2 separate regions of the Homo sapiens genome follow, and region 1 is linked to region 2. A link is a contact called in ENCODE Hi-C data. All regions are on one chromosome and are shown on one strand. Each heading gives the region's core, a stretch centred on a gene start or an enhancer-like site at or near the end of the contact. The rest is flanking DNA. Distances are from core to core; before and after follow the strand shown. Region 1 holds the start of SAMTOR (S-adenosylmethionine sensor upstream of mTORC1). Region 2 holds the start of LRRN3 (leucine rich repeat neuronal 3).

What was found. A loop is a pair of places that touch in the nucleus more often than their neighbours do. Pooled maps may share reads with other maps.
Region 1: a loop to region 2 is called in a pooled map, with 2.6 times the contacts of the local background. The contact joins the promoter of SAMTOR here to the promoter of LRRN3 in region 2. A Hi-C loop is called at or near these places in 4 of 50 pooled maps.

What each region holds. Positions count from the first base shown.
Region 1 is chr7:112,937,236-112,944,257 of GRCh38, reverse strand. SAMTOR (S-adenosylmethionine sensor upstream of mTORC1) reads left to right here and starts at 4,383. Exons shown (of 5, transcript NM_152556.3): 1 at 4,383-4,667. The coding sequence starts at 4,508. RefSeq lists enhancers at 3,915-4,254, 3,909-4,425 and a silencer at 4,455-4,554.
Region 2 is chr7:111,085,698-111,092,553 of GRCh38, reverse strand. LRRN3 (leucine rich repeat neuronal 3) reads right to left here and starts at 1,427. Exons shown (of 3, transcript NM_001099658.2): 1 at 1,050-1,427. All of the region lies in intron 3 of IMMP2L (inner mitochondrial membrane peptidase subunit 2), which reads left to right.

The DNA.
Region 1 (7,022 bases), core at 3,134-5,633, 1.8 Mb before region 2:
TTTCTCTATAATGTGCTCAACTAAAGATACATCTACTTTTTAAAATTCTGAATACAAAAAATCATTTAAACTTCATGGATATTTTTATATTCATGGGTAAGAATTTTGGAAACAGTGGTAAATATTTTCAAAATGACATAGATTTTACTTTTCCAGTCCTCATTTTAATTGAATTCCTAAAGATTCTATTTCTAAATAGTCATGAACCAAAGATTTGTCCAGCTTGGAATACAGCTGTATCTTCAATAATAAAGCTGATCAAGTCTTTTTGCACAATTGACATACACTGTTGTTTTAACATTTTTATGTTTTAGAAACAGAAGTTTAATATTAATACTTTTATTATGCAACATTAAAGTCTAATTGCTTTTATGATTTTTATAATAAAGAGGGCCAAAGCAAAGTAGATAATACCAAGTCACTGAAGAATAAAAATAAATAATGCCTTAGATTATTCAAAGAAGCCCAATTTCTTTTTTTTCTTTCTTTCTTTTTTTTGTTTGAGACAGGGTCCCACTCTGTCACCCAGGCTGGAGTACAGCGGCACAATCATGGCTCACTGCAGCCTCGACCTTCTGGTCTCAAGTGATCCTCCCACCTCAGCCTCCCAAAGTGCCTGGATTACAAGTGTGAGCCACCAAATTTGGCCAAGAACCCCAACTTCTATTATGTAGTCTTCTCTCTTCTACAGCAACACTCAAGAGGGTCAGAATGAAATGTACAACACTTTTACAAAGCACACCCAGAATCTACGGGTTACCTCAGTGCCTCATCCCAGATTTTGATATGGATTTTTAAGTTGACTTTTCATCACCCATTAATTTTTTCAAACTCACACTGGGAATAGAACATATTTTATTACTGCAATATGTTGACTCTTTACACCCTTTGTAGGAATTTGTGTTACTTATAAAGAATATAACTGTAAACAAAGATGACAAGGTATTTTTCTCACCAAAAACATTTTTTCTGTACTGAGTGGTTCTTGAACAAAGGAAGCTTACTTGACCTACCTAATGTGTAAGGAATTAGGTACAGAAGCTGGTTAGGTAAGGCAAAGAATGAGGATGAGAAATTTACTTATCAGGGGTTTAGAGCGGTCATTAGAAAAGCCTCTACTTCCCAGACTGGTTTGTCCTGCTCAGTGAAGAGTGTTTTATTCCAACATCCTCTTTCCCTAACAGGCATTTAAAATAATGAGAGAATTTTTTAAAACAAGATATTTACAGTAAATAAAAACCTGTCACCACAAAGTGGGGAAAGTTGCTGACATTTTCCTGGGCATAGGATATGCTCATTGAATATGGCACCAAGCCTGCTTCCTTCAGTGAATCCATTTTATCAGCAATTAGGACTGTTGTTTCACTTAAATGGAGAATTCCATTATGACTCCTCAGCAACCTTAACAGATAGAAAGCTTTTTGTAATATTGCTAACTACACAGGAGGAAAGTAGTTATAAACTCCCTTTTGTGCTGTGGTGGATAGTCAGTGGAAAAAAAATCACCTTAAAATATTTCTCAGGACATGTTGGCCTATACCTCATTTGAATTCACGCATCTTTAAAATAAAATCTGTGCCTGGCGCCGTGGCTCACGCCTGTAATCCCAGCACTTTGGGAGGCCAAGGTGGGTGGATCACCTGAGGTCGGGAGTTTGAGACTGGCCTGACCAATATGGAGAAACCCCGTCTCTACTATAAATACAGAATTAGCCGGGCATGGTGGCGCATGCCTGTAATCCCACCTACTCGGGAGGCTGAGGCAGGAGAATCGTTTGAACCTAGGAGGCGGAGGTTGCAGTGAGCCGAGAATGCGCCACTGCACTCCAGCCTGGGCAACAAGAGTGAAACTCCATCTCAAAATAAAATAAAATAAAATAAAATAAAATAAAATAAAATAAATCTTATTTTTATTTTTAAAATAAAATCTTTATTTTATAATAAAAAATTTAAAATTTTTTAAATGAAAATTTTAAATAAAACATTTTTTAAATAAAAAATTTAAAGAAAATAAAAAGATTTCATTTTCTTTAAAATAAAATCTGGCTGTCCAATTGTTATTTCTTCGGTTGCTTTTCAAGAAAGTGTGAAGTCAAAAAGTAATTTTAAAAGGTAGGACTCTTCAATCTGCTTGAACAACAACAACTAGATAGTCTTAAATAAGTTCCTTTTATTTATTCTTACGTTGGTATTTTAAGTTAAATATTATACCAATAAGAATAGCTAGTTACGAAACAGCAGGAAATTCCACATATTTATTTAAAAAATAGACATGTTTTTAAAATCTCATTAATGACTTTGTAAATTGTAATACCTACCTTTGGTAAGGGTGCAATGAAATAAACACCCATAGGTACTAGTGGACATGGCATAAACTGCTACTATCTTTCAGAAAAGGCAATTTCATAATATACATCAAAACCCTAACATGTTTGACCCTTTGCTTCAGAAATTGAACTTTTAGGAATTTAGCCTGATGGAATGTATAATTAAAGAAATGGACAAATACTTGTGTGCAAATGTGTTTGTCATGACATTATCTGTAATACAAAAAAGCTGGAAAAAACATAAATCTACAATAACTGGGAATTGGTTAATGAAATAGTAGGCTATTCATACAATAGATTGCCACATAGGCATCAAGAAATATCCTATTTGAAATTAGTATATACAAACAAAGAAAAAATGTTAAGTTGTTATCTCTCAGTCCAGATGTCTTATTTTCTTTACTCTTTTCTGTATTTTCCAAATTTCCTTCAGTGAACATCTTCAGTTAAGAGGCCTTAAAAGTTCATTTGCTAGTATTATGCTGAAAAGTTCTTTTTTAAAAAATAAAACTACAGTTCAGCACAAGTGAAATTTAATGCTCTTTTTACTATCATTGTATCTTTCGAATATCTGCACCATTATTTGCCTTCCATATGTATTAAAATATGGAAAGAGCCAAAAGAGACATGTAATTCAAGCTCCCCTTTCTTCCCAAATGAAATTCCCCCAAATAAGACCACCATATTTTCAATTTATTAGGCACTTCCGCTTAACTTCTCTTCATAATTATAAGGAGTTCTTTTGAAGTTTATATGTCCTTGTCTTTGTGTTTGATCTGTCTCTTCACTGTGCTGTAGGGACACATCTTCCGCCTTTAAATTCCATCAATCTCCCTTCACCTCCCGCTTCTCCTGTGTCCTAGACAGTGTGTATAATTCTTTGCTCTTCAGCGTATTCAATATAAAGAAGGTAGCATATAAAACAGTTACATAATGCAAGCTTTATTCGTAGTTAGAAAATCATTATCAAAATGTTACCATTGCAATCATTTCCATAGACTGTCACGTAACCAACACCTGCAATGGGGAAGTGGTACACAATCCAACACAACTCATTAGGGGCTCTCAGTCTATTCAATCTCTGACACTCCAGCAGCCTCAGTACCACTTCAGGAGCCAATGCAGTCTACCTCTCTCCAGAGAGCAGTGTTCCACCTTTCTGGGACAGAAGTCAACAATCGCGTTCCCCAAGAGATGGAAAAGAAGTGGAGGAGGGTGAACAGGTTACCAAACCCACTTAGATACACTCCGCATAGACTAACTCTCCAAATTAAAGGACAGGAGGTCACCTGAGCTGACCATAAAAGCTCAGAGTGCTGATGCGAATAAGATCAGGGAAGGCTGCTTATTAACACCGTGGTCACTACAAAAGTTCTTGAGGGCATCTGCTGTGAGTTTTCCATCGTTCCTTATTGTCCTCCTGCATCTCCTGTTGCTTTTCTTGGCCCTCTCCTTTTCGCATTTTCTATGTCCTTTGCCCAGCAGTAGTACTGCAGGCATAAACCATTGTCGACCTGAGAATTAAATTAGCATTTGGTAGCCAGACCTCTCCTTGAGCCTTAGAATGCTTGTGTGCTTGAGGTCCCTGAAGTGTAACGTCATCTCAAAGCGCAAGTAACTAAAGGGAACCTACATGTGACAAGGTGCAGCGGAGGTTCAAGCAGAGCACCCTGGCCGCATCGCAACAGATTATAAAGTGTAGGGGATGAAAATGATGGAAGACATCAGAAAGCCGAGCTGTAAAAAAGCCCAAACTAAGCAAACTGAGACGCGCAAGCGCGTTGCTCACAGCTCGTCTCCCGAGGCCGAGCCACAGCGCCTGCGCACAGAATCCGGGGAGGGTGGGGAAGAGATGAGCACCCAGGCCTGGAGCTCCCACTGCCTCAGCCTCCCTATCCCCGCAAGCTCCGCCTCCTCCAGCTGCTCGCCTTCCCAAACAACCGGGTTCGCCGCCGGCGCTTTCTGCCCATTGGCCCTTAGCCTTTTCCGTTTCCGCCCAGCCCTCAAAATCCACCAATCAGTTTGCACTTTTGGGTGAGGGTCCACCTCCAAGGCTGTCGCTCCGGTTCCTCTGCCTCCTCTGGCTGCTGCCTCCGCAGCTCCCTCCTCCTACCCCACCTCCTCCATCTGGGGAGCGTCTGCGGGGGCCTGAGGGGCGGCGGCGGCGGCGGCGGCTGCGATATGGAGCCAGGGGCCGGCGGCCGAAATACTGCTCGTGCGCAGAGGGCCGGGTCCCCGAACACTCCGCCGCCCCGGGAGCAGGAGCGGAAACTGGAGCAGGAGAAGCTCTCCGGTGTGGTGAAGAGCGTCCACCGGCGGCTCCGCAAGAAGTACCGAGAAGGTAAACAGCGCGCTGAGTGAGGGAGGAAGGGGAGGCCTCATCACCCCCAACCGCTTGTCACCTCTTCCCTCCTCCAAAGAGGCCACCATTAAAATGTAAAGGATCTGCACGTCCCCCCAGCCGCTGCTGCTCTCCCGGGCCTGGTCTGAGCCCCCTAGTCGGCATCAGACGCGCTCCTCCCCGCCCCCTTTTCTTTGAGGGCCCTTCGGGAGAGTTCTAGGCCTGTAAAGGAATTGAGTCCCCACCCCCTCCAAGCCCCTGTCCCCAGCCGGGGTGCTGAGGTTGTTGTCTCGGCACACACAAACACATACACGCTCACAGAGGAGGTGGGGGTCGCTTTTTGCAAGAGACGCCGAGGTAAAACAAGACAGGTAAAATCCATTTGTAAAAGACGAAAAGAAACCTGAGTTGTCCCTCCTTTACGCTTGACCTACCGGCTGTACCATTTGCTTCCTTATCAGACCCCCTTCCTAGTACTTCATTCCTACAACCATGCCGAGCCTTCCTCGCATTGGCTTCCAGGGCTGGGAAGCCAGCAGGCCTTTTAGCTGACTGGACTTCACATTGTTAAAAGGGGGCGGGCTACACTCGTGGCCCCCACTCCCATTTCTTAAATACTTGGTCTTAACTGTTTATTTAGGCGATGAGGAAGAGATCTGGGCAGGTTCTGAAAATACCGTTTGTATTGGAAGCCTCCTAAAGACACCTGCCGATAAAGCCCACCCTCGGCTTCCATGGATGGGGTTCCGGTGAGAACCCCCTCTGTGGAAGCTCATAGGGGAAGAAGCCTTAGTGGCTTTTGCCTGTGCCTGAAGAGTGTTTATAGTTGGAGTCTACAGTTATCCTTGATATCTTTAAATATAGGCTTTTGTACACAGCTGTTTTATAAGATTTTGACAGTGAAAATTCTGTTTTCATAGGCTTGGGAGAGAGACTTCTCCTGAGTATCGAAATGAGGAAAGCTTTCCACTGGTTCTCATTTTAGCTTAATTGCAAACTGAAAAGTCAGCAGCCTTCTGGTGTTAGTCCTATACTTAGTTAATAATTTAGGATTAGAAGGAAAATTATGGCAGTGAAGGAATACAGACAGGTAAGATCATGTTACTGTTGATTTATACACACGTTTCAACTACTCTAGAAAGTTAAAACTAAGTATCCTTTGTTCTTTTGAATGTAGTTGATATGTTTCATTTTTCAAACTTTAAAGGTTTCTTTCCTTAGCAAATCAAGCTTAGCTTTTAATAGAGGCTGTTTAATCATCCCCAAATGGGGCTTGTAGTTATTGTTTAACAGATAGCAATAGAAAGAGTCTTATCAGACCTACTTAGGATGGTAAAATATGTTTTTTGAAAGAATGCTACCCAAACCCACAATTTAGTCAATAAAATGAGTAGTTACCATAGCAACAACTGCATCATTCTTGATATTCAAAGAATGCTCTTACATAATGGAATTCACTGTAGATTTTATGTTATTTGGAGAGATTAGGAAATAAATGGACACATTTTCCTGCAATTTATCCTGCTATTTTGTACAAATTTAAGTGCATCTTTCTAAAGAGAAAAATGACTAGCATAGAATTCCATTTCTATTTTTACCTTTTAATAATTTCATTATTCATTTATTCATAAATGAATAGGTTCCACTCAAATTAACACACTAATGTGGCATCTCTTCAAGTGCTGTTTATATGTGCTTAGTTCCCACATGTTTAACCATGTTTTAAGCCTGAGTATTAACCACAGGAACTCTTGTTTATGAGAATCGGAAGTTACCAGATCTAGAATAGATACATGGAGTTCATAAGTGAATGATCTAGTATGCTTCTGGGGAGTTAAAGTCCTGGCAGTTTAAACATTTGAATGAGACTATTCTTTAGGCGCTTTAATACCCTGAATTTCACCGGTGATCTAGACTTCTCTAGGCTTTGCTTGAATGATATACAAAGCCCCATCAGTGAATTAGCAGAATAAGTGATCCTAATGAGCATGCTCCTTCTACCTTTATTTCTGACATATAGGCTAAATATTAGTAGTAAAAAAGTCATCTGTGAAAAACTCTGTGCACATAATAATACTAAGGAAATAATTTTTAGTGTTTTACTTTGAGGACTTAGTATTGTGCTGATGGTCCCCAGTCTGTAAACATATTTTACAAGTTCATTTGCAAGTCAGCTGTTATTGTAATCTGAAGATTGCTTAAGTGCTAGATCAGTCTGCAAAGGCCCATTGAATCAATAACATACCTGAACTATAGCACCAATAACTATGGAAACTGTACCCCTTTTATCACAATTCTTCTACCAGCAAATGCAGTGAAAATTCCAGCTTAGGATCTTGGAGTTTTAGACTAGAA
Region 2 (6,856 bases), core at 178-2,677:
TCTAGGTAGATATTTTGAACCTTTACTTCTATTTTTGTTTTCACATTATCCCCTTTTCACTAAATTAGGACGGTTCTACTCATATTCATAGCCTGCTTTCACTGAAATTAGAGGCAGAGAAACAAGGACATATTGTTAAAAATGAATAAATTAGAGCCGAATTAAGCCATCCAGCTCAACAACAGCAAAGGGAATATAGCAGTTGGTTAGAACAAACAATTTTCTTAAATAGGAAATGTACTTTAAAGCCATCCTGCTGTGATCCTGTTAATTACCAAAGATTAGAACTCTTCTGGTTCATGGGATCCTTTCACCTAGTGTGTGGCAGTTCCAGCTGCATTAGCAATCAGACATTTGCACTGTCCCTTCAGACCAGCGAGGGGATGTTATTAAAGGGAAGTCATTTACCCCAGTCCGTAAGATGTAGCCTGGCAGAAATTCAATAACTGTTTGTGATATGCTCATTCTGCTACTCTGCTTAGTGGTTTAGCTCTTAACATACAACAGCATTTGCCTTAATTTGCATCCACTGGATGAGACAAAATAAAAATGCCCCATTTGGTGGGTTGATTTCAAAACAGAGAATAATGTGTGATCTGCTTTTCACTACAAATAATGTGAAGAAAAAGGAAAATTGCACCCCATCACCCGTGACTCTCCTCTCCTCTCTGTCTCCTCTCTGTCTTCTCTCTTCCCCATCTCCTTCTCTCTCCCTCTCCTCCTCTCTTCTCCCCCACTGTTCCCTTCTCTTCTGTCTCCCTCCTTTTTCTCCTCCCCCCAACACTGCTTTTTCTCTCCCACTCACATCCTCTAATGGGCATTCAAGCTAGTAAAATGCATGTTGGAGAATCTCACAAACACAGCTAGGCACACACAGAGCCAGCTGGGTTTTGCATGTGAATTTCTTCTCAAAAGTGCAATAAAAGAAAAATGCTCTTAGAATTCAGACAAGAAGAAGACATCAAAGGAGGATTTAGGTGTAAAAACATGATCATCGAAGAGACAAGAAATAGAACGTATTTTAAAATATATGTGTATTTTAAACTTACCTTGAAAAGCAGTTTCAGTGCTAGCCCACCTCCGATGTCCTTGCGTGCTGGATTCCTCAGTTCCTTGGTTGAGATAATCACATGGTTGTGTTCTTGCCCGGTATAAATAGGTGCATTTGTGTGTCTGTGTAACAAAGTGTACAAAATATATACTATAGATATGCACACATGCACGCAATCTTATCTCTCTATTTTAAAATATAAAGGAAGGCAGGAGGCTGCAGCCGGGATTCCTTCTTTTTCCTGGAACTCTTTTTCTCAGTCGGCAGGCTGAGGCTCTCAATCCAGTGAAGAGAGATCCTGTGAGCTGGCTTTATTTTTCCTTGTTTCCATGGTGGTTAGTGGTGCATCGTTCACCCGATCAGTTGTCACACTGACATGGTGCTGCCTGCTCAGCGGTCATTAATAACTGAACACCCTCCACTCCCCAGAGAGGAGCCAATCGCTTCAGACAGCCAAGATGTAGCACTCGCAGCTGCTCCAGTCTGGTTGGCTGAAACAAACTGTCTGTTCTATGACACTGCTGCTTAGGATACAAATAAATGAAACAGGCTTGCATGTTTTCCTAGGTATCATTTTCCTTCTTTTTTTTCCTTTCTGAGGGAATGTTGGGAATTTTTGACAAGTTTTCTCAATTTTAGGTTATCAGTCATTCAGAGAAATATGTTTTCAGTCTGCAAATAGAGAGGACACACTACTGATAAGGATTTCCTAAATATTAAAAACACCTGGTAGAGACTCAAACCTCCAACTCCGTCTCTGAAGTTCAGCAATGACTGCATTATTTAAGAAGAGAAGCTTGCAACTGTTTTGAGTGGCATTTGGTTCTCTATAGATCCTACTTAATTTAGCATATGTGCTTGGTGTTCAATAACACTTTTTTTTTTTTTTTTTTAGCAATGACATTTCTTGTCTGGATTGACCAGATTTTTAAAATAAAGCATATATTTGCCTCTCTGTAATTCACAACATTGGCATTTGAGGGGGTACTTTTTAAAAATATGTATTTCTAATTATACTCACTGACTTCTCTTTATATGATGTAATAAATCTAGGAGCTACATATGAATGGGTACATGTGTAGGTGTGTTTGTGTATCTGTGAGTGTGTGTGTGTATTTAGGATGTATTTTTTACCACTCTGGGGAAATATTTCGATTGTAATAAGTTAAATTATTTAAAAGACTATCTTTATTCTTAGGCCTATTAACTCTGAAAGGATATTTCCCAGGAAAATATACTATATAAGCCATACATGTAAAACATTTTTATTAATTACCAGAAATTTGGAAAACACAGAAACACATAGCAGTGCATATTTCTGAAAGAACATACATGAAAAATCAAAAAGCAGTTTTAAAAATGCATGTTTTACAACCTTAATTAGTATACTAGAGAAACATCTTGTTGAGGAGAATGGAACATGAGGATTAATATATCAACAGGTCAAAAGCAGGCTAGTCATGACTCCAACCCCAGTTTTGAGAGACTACCCTCTAGTGGAGTAAAGAGAAATGGCACTTATTAGATTTACTTAGGAAAAAAAAAACAAAACCTTCACATCTAATTGCTCCTTAAGTGCTTATTGACATGACATAGAACAATAGTTTGCAGTTATTATAATAATAATAATACCAGGAAAAATTTTAAACAGTAGGCTTGTCTTTAAATACTGAATATTTTCACTCTGTAGTTTTCTAGAAACAGTTCCCAAATGTTTTTTTCTATAAGAATTTATTCAAATGAATCAAAATAAGTTCAAGATAAAAGTAGCATCTCATTTAACCTAATACTTATTTCAGAATATTATTGTAAGGTTTTATTATTTACTGGATACTCTAGTATTTACTCAGAAAGCACTGAGTCAGTTCTGTATGTTAGGGATCATGGTTGAGTGTTGGGATGTTGTGTTAGAGTATATTTACATATAATTTAATGTACTTTTAATAATAGTAATAATCATCCTTCTTACCCCTTAATTTTAATCTAGCAAATCTTAGTTTCTTTAATATTCCAAATTATTTCAGTATCTGCAGGATTTATTTCCACATATGGAAGAATAATCTTAAAATTGTGATAATTATTTGTAAAAAGAGAATTTTTATTTATGCCATGGTATCTTAAGTGATTAATTTTCATTGATTGGTATTGACTGTATAATTGACAAGTCCAGTAATCAAACCAATTATAATGCACTCCCATAATGAAGGTAAGTTGTGATAGTCAGATACATGATTAAACTCCTCTCTTGGTTTTTAAATGAAACTGCAGTCATACCTAATATCTTAAATTTCAGTCTGTTTCAGAAATCAAGAAAAAATCTTTTCAGTTTTGATTCAGTTAGAATTGTTAAAGGTAGCCATTTATATGTTATCTTACATTATTTCATAGGAAGTTGTTTTAACTAAATGATCACTCTTTTGAAAGTGGGAGATCAGAGTGCTCTTCCTGCAATTGTCCTTTTAATGTAGGTACATGATAAATTTAAAATATTTTATACTCATTTTTATAAATTTAATATCATGGAGCACTAGAAATGAGATTTTAATGTGAAAGAGAAAATGACTCTGGCTTTGGATGAAAAGGATGGCGATTCTGTTCTTTGACTGGAATTTCTATCTTGTTCCAAGAGCATCAGCAGCTTTATGGAATCAGTGTGTGTTTTGGGTGTTTTTTCACTTATCAGGGCGTTCAGTCCTTAACTGTAAATATGAAATGTGGCTCTCTCCAAAGATACATGAAAAAATTATTTTGGTATCACATCTATATAATGAAGTACCATATGAAGACGTTACATTGTAATACAGTAAGGATTTTAGGGTTTTTGAATTAATACAATTGTGAGTGATCATCAAATGAGAACCATGGAATCTTAGCACACAGTTGGCACATTAAAGCCAGGATAGAGCCCCTCAGGTATTCCAGGTTTTTTCCACCATATTACCCTATCATCTACTGGATGATTGACAGGTCTCTGCTAATTCTTCTTTTCCTTCTTCTCCTTCTTTTCTTCCTTCTTCTTACTCTCCCTCCTTCTCTCCCTTCATTTTTTTTTAAGTTTCTTCCTTTAGAAGGCACTAAAGCTTCAGAGAAATTTCACATTGTAAACCACAGTATTACATGGTTGTACATGTTACCTACATTGTAGGAAATGTCTACAGGGTTTCCTAGATGAATACTGAGTTTTAATGGAAATGTATTGAAATGGTTTTAAAATGTAAATGAATAATTACAACCCTTAAATTATACTGAAAGAGTTTTGCCTTCATCATCAAATAAGAAAATATTGGGTACAGTAGATATTCACTGACTTAGTGGTTGGGATTTTTAACTTGTTTATTGCTATTTCATCAAATCCTGGGCTTTATTCGCCTGTGTGCTTTTCTTAGAAAAGTAGCCTGGACAGTCGGTAGAATGTGGGTTTTAGAGCCACAATGTCTGGGTTTGAATCCTTACCTTGCCACTTCCTAGAGACTCTGAGCATCATGTTAAGTATCATCTCTGTTAAGTATCATCGTGCATCTTGGTTTAAAAGTATTATCTCTGCATGTCATTTTTCTCCTAGAATTGTTATGAACATTAAAACAGTTAATATGTATACCGGGTTTAGAAAAGTGCTGAAATATAGTAGTCTTGAACAAATGTTTGACATTATTACTGGCATTATTATGGTAGTGGTCATTGTTATCATGGTCATTGTTTTCCTCCTTTAACAAGATATAATCTCTCATTTGACCCACAATAGCACTCTTTATCGCTCTTATTACTTACCATTTTTTTGGTATTATAATTGTTTCTGTAATTTTACCTGTTTCCCCTTTTAGCATATAAGATTCTCCTAGAGGGAGTATATGTCTTGTTAAGTTTTTAAGCTCCACAATGCATATAAAATGGATAAAATAACATCTGTCGAGCACTAACATATATTTGTATATTTTATATATATTAACTTCAAAAATATTCTATTCAAATTGGGATTGATATATAAATTATACCTATTCCAGTTGAATTATAGCTATTCTAGTGTTTCGTTGTTTTTTTTTTTTTTTCTTTTTTTAAGATGGAGTCTTGCTCTGTTGCCCAAGCTGGAGTGCAGTGGCACGATCTCGGCTCACTGCAACCAACACCTTCCGGGTTCAAGTGATTCTCCTGCCTCAGCCTCCCTGGTAGCTGGGACTATAGGCGCGTGCCACCATGCCCTGCAAATTTTTTGTATTTTTAGTAGACATGGGGTTTCACCATGTTATCCATGATGGTCTCGATCTCCTGACCTCGTGATCAGCCCGCCACAGCCTCCCAAAGTGCTGAGATTACAGGCGTGAGCCACCGCGCCCGGCAAAGATAGATATTTTTACCTTCAATTGGCAGTGTAGAAACATTGGCTGAAAGAAGCTAGCTTACTTGCCCAATGTCCCAAAACTATTAAATAATGAGGCTAAAATTTGAACTCAGTTCTGTCTGCTTACAGAGCCAAAGCTCTTTCTACTGCACAAGGTACTCAATATTCACTTGTAAAATAAATGAATGCTTGATGGATGGCTGAGCCAACCAATGCAATATAGTCAGCAACAAGGGATGCCAAAAATAAAATACTATTTTTAAAAAGGAATTAGTTTTATGCACAAGACAGTGGTTGCTTTTATACAGTAGTGGTTGTTCAGGTTTGATGACGGAATTTTTATTGCTGTCATGATTTGAGAAGTAGAGCTCTGAAGAAATGCAGTGCCTAGTGGAAAAAATGAGTCGATATGCTCAGAAAGCTAAATACATATGAATGAGTCACTGATGGTGAGGGGCTGACATTGTGCTAGGAAGGTCTTCAATGACTTTGTCCTTTGTGGTCTAATTCTAATAACAGATTAGTTCTCAATTCAGTTAGAAACATGATGTAAGGTGAGTAGTAGTACTACTGACTGTTTGTTAGAATGTTGAACTAAAGCAAGTTGGGTCAGAGTTCTCATTTTCTTTTTCAAAGGAGTTTTGGAAAGTAGAATTGGAGAAAAACAGAGGTTCTTATTTACCTATAGGTTTTGTTTTAATTTTAATTTTTTTTTCTTTATTTTTGAGACAGTTTTTGCTCTGTTGCCCAGGCTGGCGTGCAATGGCATGATCATAGTTCACTGCAATAACCTCGAAATCCTGGGCTCAAATGTTCCTCCTACCTCAGCTTCCAGAGTAGCTAGGACCACAGGCACAAGCCACCATATCCTGCTGATTTTTCTTTTTCTTTTTTTTTTTTCTTTTTTTTTTCTTTGAGTAGAGATGGGGTCTCTCTATGCTGCCCAGCCTGCTCTCAAGCGAACCTTCCACCTCGGCCTTCCAAATGGCTGGGATTACAGACATGAGCCACAGTACCAGTCCACGTCTTTTTTTTAAATACTTTTATTTTAAGTTCAGGGGTATATGTGCAGGTTTGTTACAAAGGTAAACATGGGGCATGGGGCGGGGTTTTGTGCATGTTATTTCATCACTCACATATTAACCCTAGTAGCCATTAGTTGTTTTTTCTGATCCTCCCCCTCCTCCCACTCTTAACCCTCCAGGAGGCACCAGTGGCTGTTGATTTTTCATCACTTAGCCCCCACTTATAAGTGAGAACATGTGGTATTTGGTTTTCTGTTCCTGCATTAGTTTGCTAAGGATGGTAGCCTCCAGCTGCATCCATGTCCCTGCAACAGACATGATCTTGTTCTTTTTTAATGGCTGCATAGTATTCCTTGGTGTTTATGTACCACATTTTCTTTATCCAGTCTATCACTGATGGGCATTTAGGTTGGTTTCATATCTTTGCTGTTGTGAATAGTGCTG